2 separate regions of the Mus musculus genome follow, and region 2 is linked to region 1. The links are chromatin loops, found by intact Hi-C in ENCODE. Cell type or tissue: left cerebral cortex. All regions are shown on one strand. Each heading gives the region's core, and the rest is flanking DNA. Links, peaks and the distances in the headings are about the cores only. Region 1 has its middle 23 kb from the start of Gm32209. Region 2 has its middle 43 kb from the start of Gm42298.

Region 1 (8,873 bases), core at 433-8,432:
CAGCAGCTGTGTGTTTTGGGAAGTGCTGTGTCTCTACCTGATATTGTCTTGGGTTAGATTGAGTTTTGAATCCCAAGTAAGATGCACCAAATGTAAACTAGCAGAATTTTTTTCTATCTCCATTTAACCATGGCCTTCAAATGAATGAGACTAAGACCTTGATTTATTTATATGGTTCTGGCAGTTACTGAGGTTACACTAACCTGATTTTCTAATGCTAGGCTAGCTACTTGACCAACTGTATTCCCCAAATACAAATATTTGTGTCTTCCTGGGTTATTTCTGCTCCACCAGCCTGTCCTCGGGGTTCAAATTTCTCAGGAAGATGGAGATCTCCTCTTCTCTCCTTTTCTTTCTTCTTCATTCTCCTCCTTCACTCTCTTCAAAGTCCGTACCTGTGACTCCTAGCCAGGTAAGTGAAAACCTGCCTACAGTAATTGGAAGCAAGGTTTGTACAACAAAAGATGGTATTCTTGAGAATTCTCTCATGCTCATCTTGGGGCAACAAGATCTTGGGGTATAGAATTTAGTATTTCTTTTTGTTTGTTTGTTTGTTTGTTTGTTTTTTTCAAATTTCAAAGTATTTTTTATCATAAGAAATCAAAAGAGCTTATACTAGCACACAGCAATACTAACACTGTGAATAAGTAATAATTCAAGGCGTTTCCTGCTCATACAGATAATATGAAGTTTTGATATAAATGCAATTTCTCAATGAAGAAAATATCATTTAACCACTTGCTCTTAGCTACAAAAATATTTTCATAATAGACAATAAAAAAAAACCCAGAGAACATGAATAAAGCTATTTCTGCAGATGGTGTGGAAGAACAGTTTTCCAAATGTTTCTGATATAAATGTTTTAATAAGTAGCTTTTCTTTTTTTCTTAGATATTTTCTTTATTTACATTTCATATGTTTTTCTCTTTCCTGGTTTTACCTCTGAAAACTCCCTACCCTCCCCCCCCCCCACCCGACCCCCCTGCTCACTAACCCACCCATTCCTACTTCCTGGCCCTGACATTTCACCATACGGGGGCATAGAACCTTCACAGGACCAAGAGCCTCTCTTCCCATTGATGAGCAACTAGGCCATCCTCTGCTACATATGCAGCTAGAACGATGAATCCCACCATGTGTTTTCTTTAGTTGGTGGTTTAGCCCCAGGGAGCTCTCAGGGGTACTGGTTATATAGTTGTTCCTCCTATGGAGCTACAAACCCTTTCAGCTCCTTGGGTACTTTCTCTAGCTCCTTCATTAGGGACCCTGTGCTCTGTCCAATGGTTGGCTGTGAACATCCACTTCTGTATTATTTGTCAGGCACTGGCAGAGACTCTCAGAAGACAGCTATATCAGGTTTCTGTCAGCAAGCTCTTGTTGGCATCCACAATAGTGTCTGGGTTTGGTGGTTGTATATGAGATGGACCCCAGGTGGGGCAGTCTCTGGATGGTCATTCCTTCAGTCTCTGATCCATATGTTGTCTCTGTAACTCCTTCCATGGGTATTTTGTTCAACTTTCTAAGAAGGACTGAAATATCTACACTTTGGTTTTCCTTCTTCTTGAGTTTCATGTGTTTTGCCAACTGTAGCTTGGGTATTCTGACTTTCTGGGCTAATATCCACTTATCAGTGAGTGTGTATCATGTGTGTTCTTTTGACATTGGATTACCTCACTCAGAATGATATCCTCCAGATCCATCCATTTGCCTAAGAATTTCATAAATTCATTGTTTTTAATAGCGGAGTAGTACTCCATTGTATAAATGTACCACATTTTCTGTATCCATTTCTCTGTTGAGGGACATCTGGGTTTTTTCCAGCTTCTGGCTATTATAAATAAGGCAGCTATGAACAGAGTGGAGCATGTGTCTTTATTACATGCTGGGGTATCTTCTGGGTATATGCCCAGGAGTGGTATTGCTAGATCCTCTGATAGTACTATGCACAATTTTCTGAGGAACCGCCAAACTGATTTTCAGAGTGGTTGTACCAGCTTGCAATCCCCACAGCAATGGAGGAGTGTTCCTCTTTCTCCACATCCTTGCCAGCATCTGCTGTCACCTGAGTTTTTGATCCTAGCCATTCTGACTGGTGTGAAGTGGAATCTCAGGGTTGTTTTGATTTGCATTTCCCTGATGACTAAAGATGTTGAACATTTTTTTAAGTGCTTCTCAGTCATTCCGTATTCCTCAGTTGAGAATTCTTTGTTTAGCTCTGTATGCCATTTTTAAATAGGGTTATTTGGTTTTGTGGAGTCTATCTTCTTGAGTCTTTTTTATATATTGATATTAGCCTTTGATTAGTATGTAAAAGAATGCAAATTGATCCATTCTTATGTCCTTGTACAAAGCTCAAGTCCAAGTGGATCAAGGACCTCCACATAAAACCAGAGACACTGAAATTTATAGAGGAGGAAGTGGGGGAAGAGCCTAGAACATATGGGCACAGGGGAAAAATTCCTGAATAGAATACCAATGGTTTATGCTGTAAGATCAAGAATTGACAAATGGGACCTCATAAAATTGAAAAGCTTCTGTAAGGCAAAGGACAATAAGACAAAAATGTAACCTAACCATCAGATTGGGAAAAGATCTTTACCAATCCTAAATCTGATAGAATTTAGTATTTGAATACATAGTAGCATCAACACTGCCTTTCTATTCACTGCCTTTTATGGTAGGATTGCTGGGCTCTAAAGGAGACATATTGCTCTGGCTGTTATTGATTTTGGTTTTATGCTGGTGTGTAGGCATCTGATATTGGGAAACTTTGATTCTAGATACTGATATCTTGCCTTGTCTTTGTGGGGTGAGTGTTTGTTTGTTTGTTTCTTTATTTTAGATATTTTCTTTATTTTCATTTCAAATGTTACCACCTGAGTGTTTATTTTTTTGGTTTCTGTTTCCTCTCTGGTTCTTAGGAGAGTGTGTTGGCTGTGTGTTGCCATTTAAGAAATTCTGGTGTTTTAAAGGGTGTTGCCAGTGAGTCGTCCAGGTGGAGTGAATTTTGACACTTAGAACTGTGGGAGCACCGGGGAAGGACATAGGCAGGTTTCACAAGAAAGGAGAAGTTGGGGTATTCCACTACAATCTGCTTAGTTAAGTCCCTGGGATAAGGGTAGAGAGTGAGAACAGACCACTGCAGAAAGTAAGCTTCTCAGGTGGGGGTGAAGCTGGGGGTTTGAATTTGGAGAATTAGAGAAAAGAGTGAAGAGCTGCAATTAGTCTACTTGCTTCCCTGGTTGGAGTGGCCAGGGAATAGCTGCTGGTATTCGTGGCTTGGGAAGAGAAATGAGTGGAAGGGAGGAAATTTGGGATAAAGATCTGTGAGAATCACTGGTGGTTACAGGAGCTTGCAGCAGGCATAGAGATGATACTGGGTGTTGGGCTGGATGAGTGGAGGGAACGGTAGAAATCTGGAGTTAGCCTTTTTGCTTCCCTTGCCAGGGTGGCCTGTGGATTTTCAGGGAGTGCCTGCTGTAGTTGGGAGCTGTGATAAAGCAACAAGGTGGATGAATGAGGTTAGTAGGGGAAGGTGGCTGGAGAGGGGTCAGGGGGCAAAGGGAAGCTACCACAGGTGGTATGCTGCAGAGTTGGGGATGAGACTTCAATTGCATCTCTTCAAAGAGAAAGAGGTAAAGATCTTGGGTTAGTCCACCTGCTTCCCTGACCAACAGTGGCTCTTTCATTGATGGCCTTGAAGTTTTCAGAAATGTTTTACCATCTGCACATAAAAGTGATTTGCCTCTTTCTTTTCTATTTTTATGCCTCTGTATTAGGAGATATTATTTAATGCTTTTAATACAATATACAATGTGATATATTAGGATTTCATGAAATGGCTTAAAGTATTACCTTCTTCCACTCTGACCACGGCTTTGTGCTCTATATAAATATTATCCTCACTTATCTCGTCATGGTAGTCCCACTAAACAAGTGGAGGAAATGAATGGTACTATTTCTGCTTTGACTGCTTCTAGCAAACGGCTATTCTTGTCCTGAGGCTATGAGGATGTGTGTGTCAGATGCAGGTTGCCACCTTGTGGAACTAAGAATTCATTGCACATGAGCAGTATTGCCTTACTTTGTTCCAAAGCTGAGAATGGGGACAGACCCGAGTCACCTTCCTGTACACATTTCCTCTCTCAAACAGAAACCCAACACTACTGAAGGAAACTCACACATGCTCTCCTATGGGAGCCACACCAACCCCTCTGCCTGACAAAAATCCCAAAGTCTTTTAGACGAAGGCATGTCTAGGGAACCCCAGGGCATGAATGTCATTAGACAATTAAGGCCAGTGTCTTTATACCTAGCTAAAAGTTTCACTTTACAAACCATGTCAGATGTCATGGCAGAATTCAGTCATTCTCCTGAATTACATGAATAAATGTGTAATAGGAACTGCATCATTTGTGATTGTGGAATGTCAAAAAGAAACTATCTGGCATGGTAGTTCCAGTACTACTTCTAGTTCTCCAGAAGGAGGGCAGGGGCTAGCCAATTTCTGGTAGTAGTTTAGCCTTGTCTACATTAGTAGTTCTAGGCTAAACACAAACAGAAAAAACAAAAACAAAGCCAAGCCCTTGTCTACCAACATATGTTTCTTAGTAAAGGTACACCCAAGATGAGCTTGTCACTGCAATATTAGTTGTGTTATTTCTGTGTAGAGTGTAAGATCAAACTTCAATGCCAATATGAATTAAACAACCTTGCAACCAGTGCAGTGTAGACAAAAACATAAGTGAATAAAACAGTATCAAAGTGTAAAGCCCACAATTGAACTTTACATGTGATATTTTGTAAGCCACACTAATAAAATTTATAGTGATGTCAGGAGAAATGAGTGTGTTAGAAAACTATCATGTATTTGGCTTAGACACATAAATGTTTATACCTGCTCCAGAATTATTTTACATAGGTACTATTTTTCCTTATGAAATATCTTATAGAATCTCCTGGTTTATAAACTTCTACTATTCTACTTTCTGGGACGACTTATATTTATAGGCAGTAGTATAATGCCATTGACTAAAATTAGGAGCTCATCTTTGCACATTAAGCTAAAAATACATATCAAAGTTTAAGATTCCACAATTAGACTTATAGGAAGAATCCTCTTGTAGGTTGGGGTGAACAGCTTTGCCTAGCATTTCCCAACAAGCAATTCCTGCTGTGTAAATGAGGGCATTTCTCTGTTATCAGGATGCAAGTAATTCTGATTGGTTATATAATTCTGACATAATGTGGCTTTAGTTGAGTAATGAGTAATTCTTGCTTTTCTGCCTAGGGAAAGCTTTTTGCACCTTGGTTAAAAGGACTTGTACCTGTATCTCATCTGTGTGCACATATGTTCTTTCTCCACCTAGTTTTATCTTACTTTTATGTCTATGTGTGTTTTCCCTATTTGTATACGTGGGTGCACCACATACATGCCAGGTGTGGGTAGAGACCAGAAGAGGGCATTGCATATCCTGGAAATGGAACTTAGCTAGGTGGTTGTTAGCCTTTGTATGGGTCTTGGGAACCAAATTCACATTCAGTGCCTATCTTAAATACTTTGATAATCTTCCAGCCTCAATCCCCATCCATGCTCCCACCCTGCTCTCTTAATCACAATCCTTCTATTACATTTCTGTCTTTCTGTAGCCTCTTTAACTTCACCTGAAGTGTACTGCTGGTATTTCCCATGCAGAAGTGTATATGTAATATTTATGAAATGTAGAAAGCCTAAGAAAATGATTCACAAGGTTACATCATCCACTTAAAAAAATGAAACACTACTGTAACTGAGGGTTCCATTTAGATGTTGCTACGGTTCTGAACCCAAATAATTTTCTTCTCTGTTTAAATGGCAGGAGAGAGTCAAGTGGAAGCAGTAGGGGCTATCTTGCAGGTTAATGCTCAGGAAAAAATGCATGAAGACCCATTTGCCAGAAGAGGTCGCCCAAACACCACCTTTAGTTTTTCACCAGTTGACTTGGAACATTTCTGTACTCATGAAACAAGGTTGTGATCAACACATTTCTGTGAAATCCCTCAATCAATCAATCAATCAATCAATCAATCAATCAATCAATCAATCAATCAATCAAATAAACAAACAACAAACAAACAAATAAATAAAGTTTATGTGTACATGGTGAGAAAGGGTGTTCTACAGTGTGTATGTGAATGTCAGAGAATAAACTAAGATGACCTTTCTCTTCTTCTAATGGCCCAGGGGTGTTACTTACGTTGTCAGGCTCACTGACAAGCATTTTGACCCTATAAGCCATCTCACCTCATTGGCCCAAGGTGACTTATTTATTTATTTTTGTTGTTAATTGTTTTTAGTTTAGTTTTCTTTGTTTAAGATGTGGTTTGTCTATACTGGCCTGGAACTTACTATGTAGAATAGATTGGTCTTGAGCTCATAGATATTTACCTGCTTCTGCCTCTCTAGTCTTGGGGGAGCATCACCATCTCCATCCCAGGCCCTGGCTGTCCTGGAACTTCCTCAATAGCCAAGGATAGTCGTGAACTCAGAGATCTCCATGTCTCTGCCCTTTAAGTGCTGGGATTAAAGGTGTACCCCACCAAGCCTGGCCCAACTACTAGAAGATTAGTGCACACTTTTGTTTTAGAAGATCAGTGTACTGAAATGTTCTAGTAGGACAGTGAACATGGATCTACACATACTACAGCAAATTCAGATGTGCTACAACTGTACCACACATAGAGGTCAATTGGAACTGTGGTGAACATAGATTTACTAGTAAAGAAGCTCAACTGAACATACTATTCCTGCCCCGCACACAGACCTAAATGTGCTCTTACAGAAGTAGAGCAGTTCACATGGATGTCCTAATCAACATGTGTATGCATTTACCAGTACATTAGAATACAGGGATGTCCATGAACAGCAGGGCACATGAGTATACTTGAAAAGCAGCACACTTGGGAAAGAAGTAATAGAACACACATTGAATTCTGTATTACAGGAGTAATCATTTATGTTCTTGCAAAGCAGCACATGTAGCTATATACAGATATTATAGAAACACTCAGAGGTAATGCTACTCATGGATGTACTGCATTAGCATGCATGGAAGTACTAGACAGGAGCACCCAAGAATATACTAAGACACCAAGGCATGTATTTGTATTAATAGACCATGGGTCTATTATTAAAGCAATACAAAATGGCATCTTTGAAAAAAAAAGGATGTGCCACAACTGATTTGTAAACTAATGTGCATTTAAAATAAAGGTGTTCTTGAGTGGCAGTGCATACTGCTGAACTGGAAAAGCAGTGAACACCTGCAGGTGCAGAGTAGATTCAGAGTAGTTGCAACTGAATTGGAAGTACACAGTGCTTATGGATATAAAGCACAGGAAGAATGGTTGTATTCTAGAATACAATACAGAGAAGTATTAAAATAGCAGAGATCATAGAATTACTTGAAAGCCATGCCCATGAGTATATTATTGTGATGTAGACGTGAAATTATTAATGCAGGAGTACAGATATGCAAATTGATGAGCTAGTACAGGTTTCCATATTTACATACAAGTACAGCAATACATATGGGGATCTGTGAACATCAGTGTGCATGGATGTACTCTAACCACAGCACAGTTGATGTACTATGACATCTATTCATATAGATGTACCATTACAAAAGTGTACATGCATGCACTGTTAAAGGACAGAAGCAAGAGCACACACAGATACACTACTGCAGCCATGCACTTGAATGTACTGGTACAAAAGCAAACATCAGTGTGCTAACTACTACAGTATGTGTTAATGTACTGTGATAAGAGTGATCATGACTGCTGCTAAAGCAACAGAGTTGAACATAGTTACACCTTCATATACTTTAAAAAAATAGATGAACGAATGCAGAAGTGGAGTGCTGCACACTGATGTCCTAGTATTGTATTGCCTATTATATGCATCTCTGTGAAAACCAAAGCAAAACAGATATTCAAACAGTTGTATAGTATATGAAAATGCTGGCATCAGTGCTCATGGATATAGTAATACAGCACTGTACCCAGGTGTCTTGGTAAATCAGTTCATATGGATACATTATTAATGCAGTGCACATGTAAGCACTTGTACACATTGCTTTACTGACACACTACAGACAAATATACCTTTGCAATACTGTACATGGATGTATTCAATAGCAGCACAGACAGATATATTACTGAGTCATGTAGTAATATATACATAAAGAAAGATGAACTGTACAGATGAAGACATGAATGTAGTACGGCAAAGCAGTACATAAAGATTTTACTAATTACTGAAGTACACCTGTAGGTTGCACTATAGCAGTGCACATGAATTTATATGGTTCATATACATGCAATAATTTTAGAAGAATTCATTGATACACTAGTACAGCAGTGTACACAATTTACTATAGTATAGAAGTGCACTTGAATATAGTCATACAGCAATATTCATGGTTGTAATAGTTAAGATGGTTGTATGAATTTAATAGTGGAATAATGACAAGGGACACACTCATAGAGCTTCACACATGCATGCACTATTAAACTCTATAAACAGATGTTCTCTTATAGAGGCACATAGAAATTTCCTGTCATAGCAGGACATAATGGATGTACTAGTAAACCAACACTAATGGAAGTACTAGATAGGAGCACACAAGTACAGCACCGAACATGCATGCAATAGTATTGAGCATACAGGTATCTCTTTCTAATGTACTTCATATCATTGTCTTAGCCAAAAAGGAAATCCTACTAATGCAGTGTAAATCGGTGAACATTAACTAAGGCAACGCAACATAATGGTTCTGGGGGCACAGCCTATACTAGAACATCATGCACAGGTTATTTAGTAGTAAATCAGT
Region 2 (8,873 bases), core at 600-8,599, 740 kb after region 1:
TTATATTTCTTTCCATAGAAAAGACACACTTAACAAAAGAGCTGAATTAAATAAAATTTAAGAAAAGAAAAGAATGGACATCTGAGAAAAAAATAGGATTCTCTCTACCAGTTCAGAAAGGACTACCACACACTTTAGGTGTCCTTCTTACTAACATACATGATAGCAGATGACATTTGGGGGGGCCTTAATTTCTTAAAATAAATGAGAAGCCTTTTCATGGCTTTGTTTACCCCAGGTATTTTATAAACCTTCCTGTTGCCCTCACTTACTAGTCTTGTTGATGTGAAAGACTGAAGGAATTATGAACCCCAGCTGTGGTTCTTCACTGAGCACCTTAGAAGAGACAGTATGTGAGGAGAATAATAACTCTGAAGGCTGTCATAGCTGAAGGATAATAAGAAGCTAGAATGTTTCCAATGCATCCTGTCGCTGACATTTACTCCCTCAGCATGTTTTCCCTACTGGTCACTAGAAAACTCATGTGACACAAAACCTCATACCATAGGCAATATAATGCAGCTCCTTGTTTGGGGACAGAGGTATTGAAAGTCACTATATTTGATGAGTTTCAGTAAGGGTAAAGGTGCCAGTTAGTAAAGGAAATCTTACATGAGAGAAACCTGAATGGATCAGTTTTAAGTCCACAACAACCCCAACAATGGAAGTGCTGATAACAATGCTCTCTATATAAGGACTTTGTCCAGATAAACAGAAACCTAAAGGTAGGCTCCTGTTTTTCAGGAATCTCTCTGAATCAGCCCCAATATATCAACCAACTTAGGCAAGGGCATAGCTCCTGGTCTGTTTGAACATTCTGAATCACTCAAAGACAATTGTCCTGTTGACTGTCATAAATAATTCAGTTGTTTTCTCACCGTTTTGATATTTTTCTGACTCCCAAGAGAGTTAGAATACCAATAAATCTTTCTAGGCATGGAATAGTATAGTTAGGTTGTTTCACCCTGAGTACTTACAGTTAGTAATGAAGTTTGTCACTACCTGTTCTGTGAAATCAGATACACTCAAACTACACTATAGCCTTTATGGTAATCCCCAGTGTGTGTGTGTGTGTGTGTGTGTGTGTGTGTGTGTGTGTGTGTGCTTACCTACTTTGAGAAGTGTTATGGCAATGTCTAGCCATAGACAAAGGATGCTTAAAACTTATATATGGAGCACAAAATGGAGTTTTTACCTCAAGAACACAAAAATGGAAAGAAACAATTAGTAAACACTGCCTTCTTTTAAAGAGCTAAGCACTTGTAGCTGGGGTCACACATCATACTATGATGCTCAATCTTAAAGTCACACTTCAGTAAACCATACTTACCATGCTTCTTGCTTATGAAGCTGTTCCCCTTGATTTCTTTTCAGCTGGGTTGCAAAGCAATTGAGCTTGGGAACTGACATTGATTAAGTGCATGAGAGCCATGTTTTACTCTGACAGATGCTAGGCCTCTGTCAACAAATCAATGTATTTTTCCCTTTTCATCTTAACTCTCCTGTTAGCATCCTGCTGATACTGGAGATGAAAAACATCTCTATTACTGTCTGCTGATTGACCGTTTTCTGATTTGGCAATCACATAAAGCACTTTCTTATTTTTTTTTTTTTTATTTTGTGACAGGAAAAAAAACCTAACCTTTCATTCTAACCACTTTTCATGCACAAATAGTAAAATTTCCTAGTATTCTGTGGAATGGGGTAGTTGGACCTATGATTCAGAATCACAGTCAAGATAGTTCCCTGTTCTGTTGGGAAAAAAAAAAAAAAAGCAACTTTCCTTCCATGACTAAATCAGGTAGCACAAAAATGCCCATCCAAACTCCTATAGACATTTTATCAGGGTCACACAATGAGCCCTAGCTGCCTGGCCTAGGTAGTCATTCTGAATAGCATTCTACATACACAGTACTTATGACTGTATAATCAGAATATATTGTCAAAGCTCACCCCGCTTGGCGTTGGAAGAACATTAGAAACAAGATGGCAGCAAATCTGGAACTACTCATTGCAACACTGAGCAGAAGTGAATGTTTCACAGACATCCTGCTTAAAATAACAATCACCTCCTGCCTTCTGCCTCCAAGTGTAAGGCTTGAGATTGTGGACTGAATTTGCCCTAGTAGAATGAACATTTAGGACAAATTTAGGTGGAGTGAGAAATTGCTAGTTGGTGAAAAGGCAGAAAACTCAAGGACATTTTATATGCTTCTGTGTCTTACTTTAAGCCCAAAATAAAAGAAATACCTGGGATAGGAAATTTCCACCATCCTTTTCAGATCATTTTGTTAATCTTGACAATAATGATGGTGAGCTTTACACTTTAGAATTCTCTCCTATCCTGTGTCTTCACATCTTCAACTGCAAGTATCTCAATCTCTTACCACAGCTCTATCATCAAGGCTTTGAGTTAATCTGTCATTGTTTATCCACACTTTATAACGATAATTCAAATAGTTTCAGTCTCTCATATTGTAAGTGACTTCTCTGCCCTTTGCTTACTTTGCCTGTGATTATGGGAACTTATTTTTAAAACTTTTATAATTAAACATTTAAAGCATAGAGAACAGTAATGGAAATAATGAAATATCCTTATATGCCCACCAATTGCTTTCAACAGTTTACGGTTCATGATTGTGATACTTTTGTTTATAGGAATTTGTGTTGACTGTTGCTGTGATTCCTAGTGCTGAACTACTCTACCACTTAGAATTTTCTAAGTAATAAAAGACAGTAGAGAAAGATACAAATTTTGTTATTCATAACAAGCCCTTTCAGCCATATCTGAGTTTGTGTGGATAGTAACACTTTCAGTAAGCCACTAGGAAACCACAAGGTGCCAGGAGTGCCAAATGACTGTAGGAGAGCCAGACAGTCCCAAACCATTGTCTCCTCTAGTATTAGGAAGACTAATATTTACTTAATCAGTGATGGCTAGTATCTTAATTATGATTACATGATAAAATGTGCATGAGAACCCAAAGGATAACAGAGTTTGGGGATAATATGGTAGATTTCTTAAAGGTGGGATACCTGTAGAGGATATGAAAGTTCAAACTCTCTCCCTGTGTCTTACATCTGTCTGTTACTCAGTTATATCATTTGAATGAGCAACCTTATAAGTAAACTACTTCTCTATGCTTTGTGAGATGTGATACCCAAAAGCATATGTGGCAGGTTGATTTGTGATTCACAATTCTGTAGCAGTTTTGTGAGATTGGCCTATACGTTATGAGACTTAATGCTATTTCCACATAAATAAAATTGACTTCAATTACATAGCTATAAGTTTGTATCCAAAAAGAAGTGGGAAATTGCTTAAAATAGACACTACCACACATTTGATAGTCAGACGTATTTTATGAGTAGGAAGAAAGTGATGATTTCTTTTTTATAAAAATCAACTTGACTCCACATGTAACACTTATCTGTTTATAATAGAGTAAATCCTAGATACCTACCGTAACATTTCAATATTCAAGTGAGCAAGACAGGAATTCTTTTAAAATATAATGACAGAACATTATCACGGTGAAAATTTGGCTATGATTTCTTAAAATCAACAACTTTGTTAGAATCCCTGGGCAATCTCTTTTTTATTTTACAATTTGAATAAAGAATTTAATAGCTAGACATGAATCAAAGCTGTCTCTAGTCTACAGAATCTGTTCTTCTTTTTCTCCTCCTCATCTCCTCCTCCTCCCCCTTCTTCTTCCTCCTCCTCCTTCTTGTACTTAAAACGAATTCAAAGAACCTTCACAGCACGAGAAATGATGAGCGACAAAGGAAGCTGAGGAGATGTCTTCTGTTTCATTTATCTTATAGAGCATAGCAAGAAACTTTGTCTCCCTCTAGCTAAGTCCTGTAGATCTGATTCAACTTTTCCTGCAAGCAAAACCTCGGTATGCTTTTCATACATTATGTTAGAGGAAGTAGGTGAAGCCTAAGTGGGGATGCTACAAAGGTCATCAGGTGTTATGCTTTGCCCAAATATTATATGGGTGTTACCAGGTTAAACATTTACCTGGGGCTTCTATGGGAATTGGTGGGGAAAGAGGGTGTGTAAATCTTGCCAAAGGATTAGGAAATGAAAGTGAAAATAAGGGGAAGAGGGGTAGGAGCTCTATTGCTTCATATGTCCTTAATATAGCAGTTCTGTAGCTGCTTTGTATAAAGTGATGGCTAGGACTCTAGGATTCATGTATTTCTACTTCAATATGTAATGCAAGAAGTCTACCCAAGTAATTTCTCACTGGCATCCTTAAATATTTAACAGTTTTGTTGTTGTTGTTGTTTTTCTGGTTACCCCTGCCTGTTGCCCAGATGTACTGATTCTGGTAATTTCTCATTCCTCACTGATATACAAGCTAGAATTTCTCTATAGAAAATAAATTTTTCTTCATTACACAATCAGTAGCTCTAAAGTGTGTGTTTAATCTGTGTCTTGAAACACTTGGCCATACAACCTGAACAGTATAATTAGTCTCATCTACTCTTCAACACACACAAGCTCACATACACACATACACACACACACACACACACTCACACATACATACACACATGAACACATGTACACATACACACATTTATGCATATGCACAGTAAGCAATCATTGGATAATTTGCATCATTTATTAAAAACTTTGTCTGGAGATTCTTTTAAAACATGCTCAGCATTTCATAACTTCTTACATACAAAGGCAGTTAAGAACTGTTTGCTTAATGGGAAAATGAATGAGAATTTCCTAGATAACTGATAGTACAGTTCTTATAATATTTACAATGCATGTAACATTCCTATTTAGACTTTCAGATGCTCATATTGAATGGTAGCATTCCTTTCAGTGTGAATCTAATGGTGTAGTGACAGGCTCATGATGGTGAGTTAAATGAAAGAATTCTAAATCACACCACTTTAGAGATAAATGCAATTCTAGTATAGATCTGGAATTATGTAACTCTTAGCAAAATGCAGTCACCAATTCCCGAGTATTTTCTTCTTACCTGAAGTAACTAGACCTTGCATAAGCAGCCAGGAACATTATCATTTCAAAGAGAACACTAAAAATTCCTTTTACAGGGCAAGGATTTCATGCTGAGGCATAGCATTTATCTTATTCTCACACTATATCAATATAAGATGATCACCATAGTAATCAGTTCTACAGGTTTTTCTCCTTAGAAATACCCTGATTGTTGTCTACTGTTCATCATGTCAGCTGCAGTGGGTCCTTGATAGAGGACAAATCTCCAAGCTGCTGCTGCTTCAAAAACCAGCCTGAAGAATTCTCTTTAAAGATGTGTAGAGCAGGGATTCTTGCTTTCGTCACAGAAAGACTTTCAGGATAAGCAATGTGCATCAGAGTTGGAATTTATTAAGAAGAGGTTGTAATGCAGACTTGAGCACAGGATTGTTTAGACAAAGCTGTGCCCTACTTTATTCAGAGTAGTGATTTGTCAGACTCTACTTCCTGGGACACTCCGTTTTACCAGCACAGATTCAGAGGCAGGATGACTTAGTACCCTGTCATGTACATAGCAACACCATCAGCCCAGTATCATTCACAGGCCCAGAGTGACAAATAACTTACTCCTAAAAGCAGAACAATATAAGTATACACGATTATCTAAATCAGTTGGACCCACATAAGTGCATGGATATTTTAAAATTATACCAAGAAAACAATGACCCAGAACCTATCAGTCAACATTACAGAGAGAGTGCAACAACTTCACCTATACCTATAAATAGCAGGATACCTACCACTCTTATGGTGATGGCCCTGCTATCCTGTAGTCCGACCACCAGGAGTGTGTTTCACAGGACTGATAGGCAGAGAACTACTGACTGTCCCAGGAGCTTCAGTTTAGCTAAGTTCCTACTAATGATACGGCCTTGAATCATCATCTGTCTGCACCCCATCCTGCACTTCATGTCTATGACCTCCACAGTCCTGACCACACACAGTTAACTGAACTCTGCCCCCAAGGCTTGGTTCTACAGCAGCATCTGAAAGAACATCTCTCTAACAGATGTCACGATCTATCTTCTGACAAAGAGTCTGTATACAAATCAGCTTCTGGCTTTCATAGTGCTTCCTGGAATTCCTTGAACTTTGCTACAAACCCTATCTTGTTGTACCTGTGTGGGCATACATGTAGTTGTGAAATGTGAGATGTGAAACTTAACTCACAGAGTTGGGCACACCTCTGAAAGATTTATTTGATTGGATTATTGAAAGCTACAACCTTAAATAGTACCTTTGGGCTACAACTTGTGGTGACAGCCACATAAAAGGACCAGCAAGAAGGAAGCTTTTGCTTTTTTTCCTGCTTCCCTCACTCTCATGAGAAGGTTCATCTTTCCTGCTATTGAGGCAGACCTTTACTAATATTAGATCCTAATGCTAAGTAATTCCAACATAGACTAAAGTCTAGCAGGTCTCTTGAATGCCAGCATCAGATGGGACTGTTGAGACATCTAGCTTCAGTCTGAACAATTACTGGATACTTGGCCTTACCTTAAGGAGACAGTCATTGTTGGACTATGGACTATAGAGTGGATTGTAAGTCACCCTAATATATCCCCCTTAAATATTTAATCATGGTACCATTTCTATTCCTTTGGATAACCCTGACTAATATAAAATTATTTAGTTAAATTTCTATGGCTTAAGTTCTGGACTCAATTCTATTCCATTGATCAATTATTCTTTCATGATCACCACACTTGCTTGGTTACTATAGGTTTATAGTAGTTCTTATATTATGTAATTTTAAAGCTACCATGTTAAAATAAATTAAATAGAATTCTTTCTGTTATTCAAGTTAAATATACATAATTTTTCAATGAAAGCAAATCTTCAGAGATGACACTAACAATATATTAGATAGGTGACCAAACATTAACATTAACTAGTCATAAACACACACACACACACACACACACACACACACACACTGAAGAAATCAGTAAACATTTTTTTATCTTTATTTACATTCCATATTTTATCCCTCCCCTGCTCCCTGTCCACCCTCCAACTGTTCCACATCCCATACCTTCTCCCTATCCCCTATCTCCACAGGGATGTCTCCACTCCCCACCCTCCCAACCAGCCTGACTTCTAAACTTCCTGGGGTCTCCAGTCTCTTGAAAGTTAGGTGCATCTTCTTAGACTGAACTCAGAACCAGCAGTCCTCTGCTGTATATGTGTTGGGGGCCTTATATCAGCTGCTGTACGCTGCCTGGTTGGTGGTCCAGTGTTTGAGAGATCTTGGGGGTCCAGGTTAATTGAGATTGCTGGTCCTCCTACAGGGTTGCCATCCTCCTCAGCTTCTTTCAGCTTTCCCCCAATTCAACAGGGATCAGCAGCTTCTGTCCATTAGTTGGCTGTAAATATCTGCATCTGACTCTTTCAGCTGCTTGTCAGTAAACTTGTAATGACTATGTTACTGAGGATTTAAGCTACCGGTTAGAATAAACTTTCATATTTCTTTTAACCCTCATTTTTTTTCCTAATTTACAATCTGTCAATCCTTATTACATTTCTCAGTAAAGATAGGAGACAAGCACCACAGCAATCAGGTACATTCCTCTATTTTTTATTTATTTATTTATTTATTTATTTATTTATTTATTTATTTATTTATTTATTTAGGTTTGTTTTCAAGACAGGGTTTCTCTGTATAGCTCTGGCTGTTCTGGAACTCACTTTGTAGACCAGGCTGGCCTTGCCCTCAGAAATCTGTCTGCCTCTGCCTCCCGAGTGCTGGGATTAAAGGTGTGTGCCACCACGCCCAGCTTATTTTTATTTCTTAATTGGTTATTTTATTTATTTACATTTCAAATGTTATCTACCTTACCAGATTCCCCCACTATAAACCCCCTATCCTCTCTCCCCTCCTCCTGCTTCTACGAGGGAGCTCTCATACAAACCCACTCCTACCTCACCTCCCTAGCATTCCCCTGGGGACATCTGGTTTCCACAGGGCAAAGGGCCTCCAATCCCATTGATGCCAGATAAAGTAATCATCTACTACATAAACTACTAGAGCCATAGTTCCCCCCAGTGTGTAGTCTTTAATTGGTAGTTTAGTCCCTGGGACTGAAGGGCTGGGGTACAGTTGGTTGATATTGTTGTTCTTCCTCTGGGGTTGTAAACCCCTTCAGCCCCTTCAGTCCATCACATAACTCCTCCACTGGGGTCCCCAGTCTCAGTCCGATAGTTGTCTGCAAACATCCACATCTGTACTTGTCAGGCTTTGGCAGGAAGTTTCAGGGAACAGCCATACCAGGCTCCTGCCAGCAAGTGCTTCTTGGCATAAGCAATCATGTCTGAGTTTTGCGTCTGCAGATGGGATGTATCCCTAGTTGGGACAATCTCTGAATGGCCTTTACTTCAGTCTGTGCTCTACACTTTGTCCCTGCATTTCCTTTGAACAGGAGCAATTTTGGGTTATATATTTGAGATGGGTAGATGGCCCTATCCCTCAAATGCGGGCTGTACCAAACCTGTTTATGTGGTCTCTGCAAGTTCTCCCCACTGTTGGGTATTTCGGCTAATGCTATCCCCATTGGATCCTGGGAGCCTCTTGCTTTCCTGGCATCTGGGACTTTCTAATGGCTTTCCCCAGTTCCCTATCCCTGACTGCTACACACATCTGTTCAATTTCCTGACCCTCTGTACTTCTCCCTTGCCTCCTCCCACACCTGATCCTGTCACCATTTTTCCCTCTTCCTCCCTCTCCCTCCCAGGTTCCTTCATCCCTCTACCTCCCATGATTATTTTATTCTCTCTTAAGTAGGACTGAAACATCCACACTTTGGTGTGACACTTTGCATTGCCCTGATGACTAAGGATGTTGAAT

Evidence for each region. A loop is a pair of places that touch in the nucleus more often than their neighbours do. Peaks named below come from ENCODE experiments on the same cell type or tissue, not always from the same donor. Only the 100,000 strongest peaks of a DNase experiment are listed, where the experiment ranks them.
Region 2: a loop joins it to region 1, with 5 times the contacts of the local background. A loop is called at or near these places in 2 of 42 quality-filtered maps.

Annotation. Positions count from the first base shown.
Region 1 is chr4:70,597,476-70,606,348 of GRCm38, forward strand. No RefSeq gene overlaps it. Among named protein-coding and RNA genes, the nearest start is that of Gm32209, 23 kb to the right of the region's middle. In left cerebral cortex, for the core only: CTCF peaks have their summits at 4,040 (motif pointing left) and 5,943 (motif pointing right); DNase peaks (open chromatin) are centred at 4,051 and 5,952.
Region 2 is chr4:71,334,720-71,343,592 of GRCm38, forward strand. No RefSeq gene overlaps it. Among named protein-coding and RNA genes, the nearest start is that of Gm42298, 43 kb to the right of the region's middle. In left cerebral cortex, for the core only: no CTCF peak of the experiment used is centred there; a DNase peak (open chromatin) is centred at 3,807.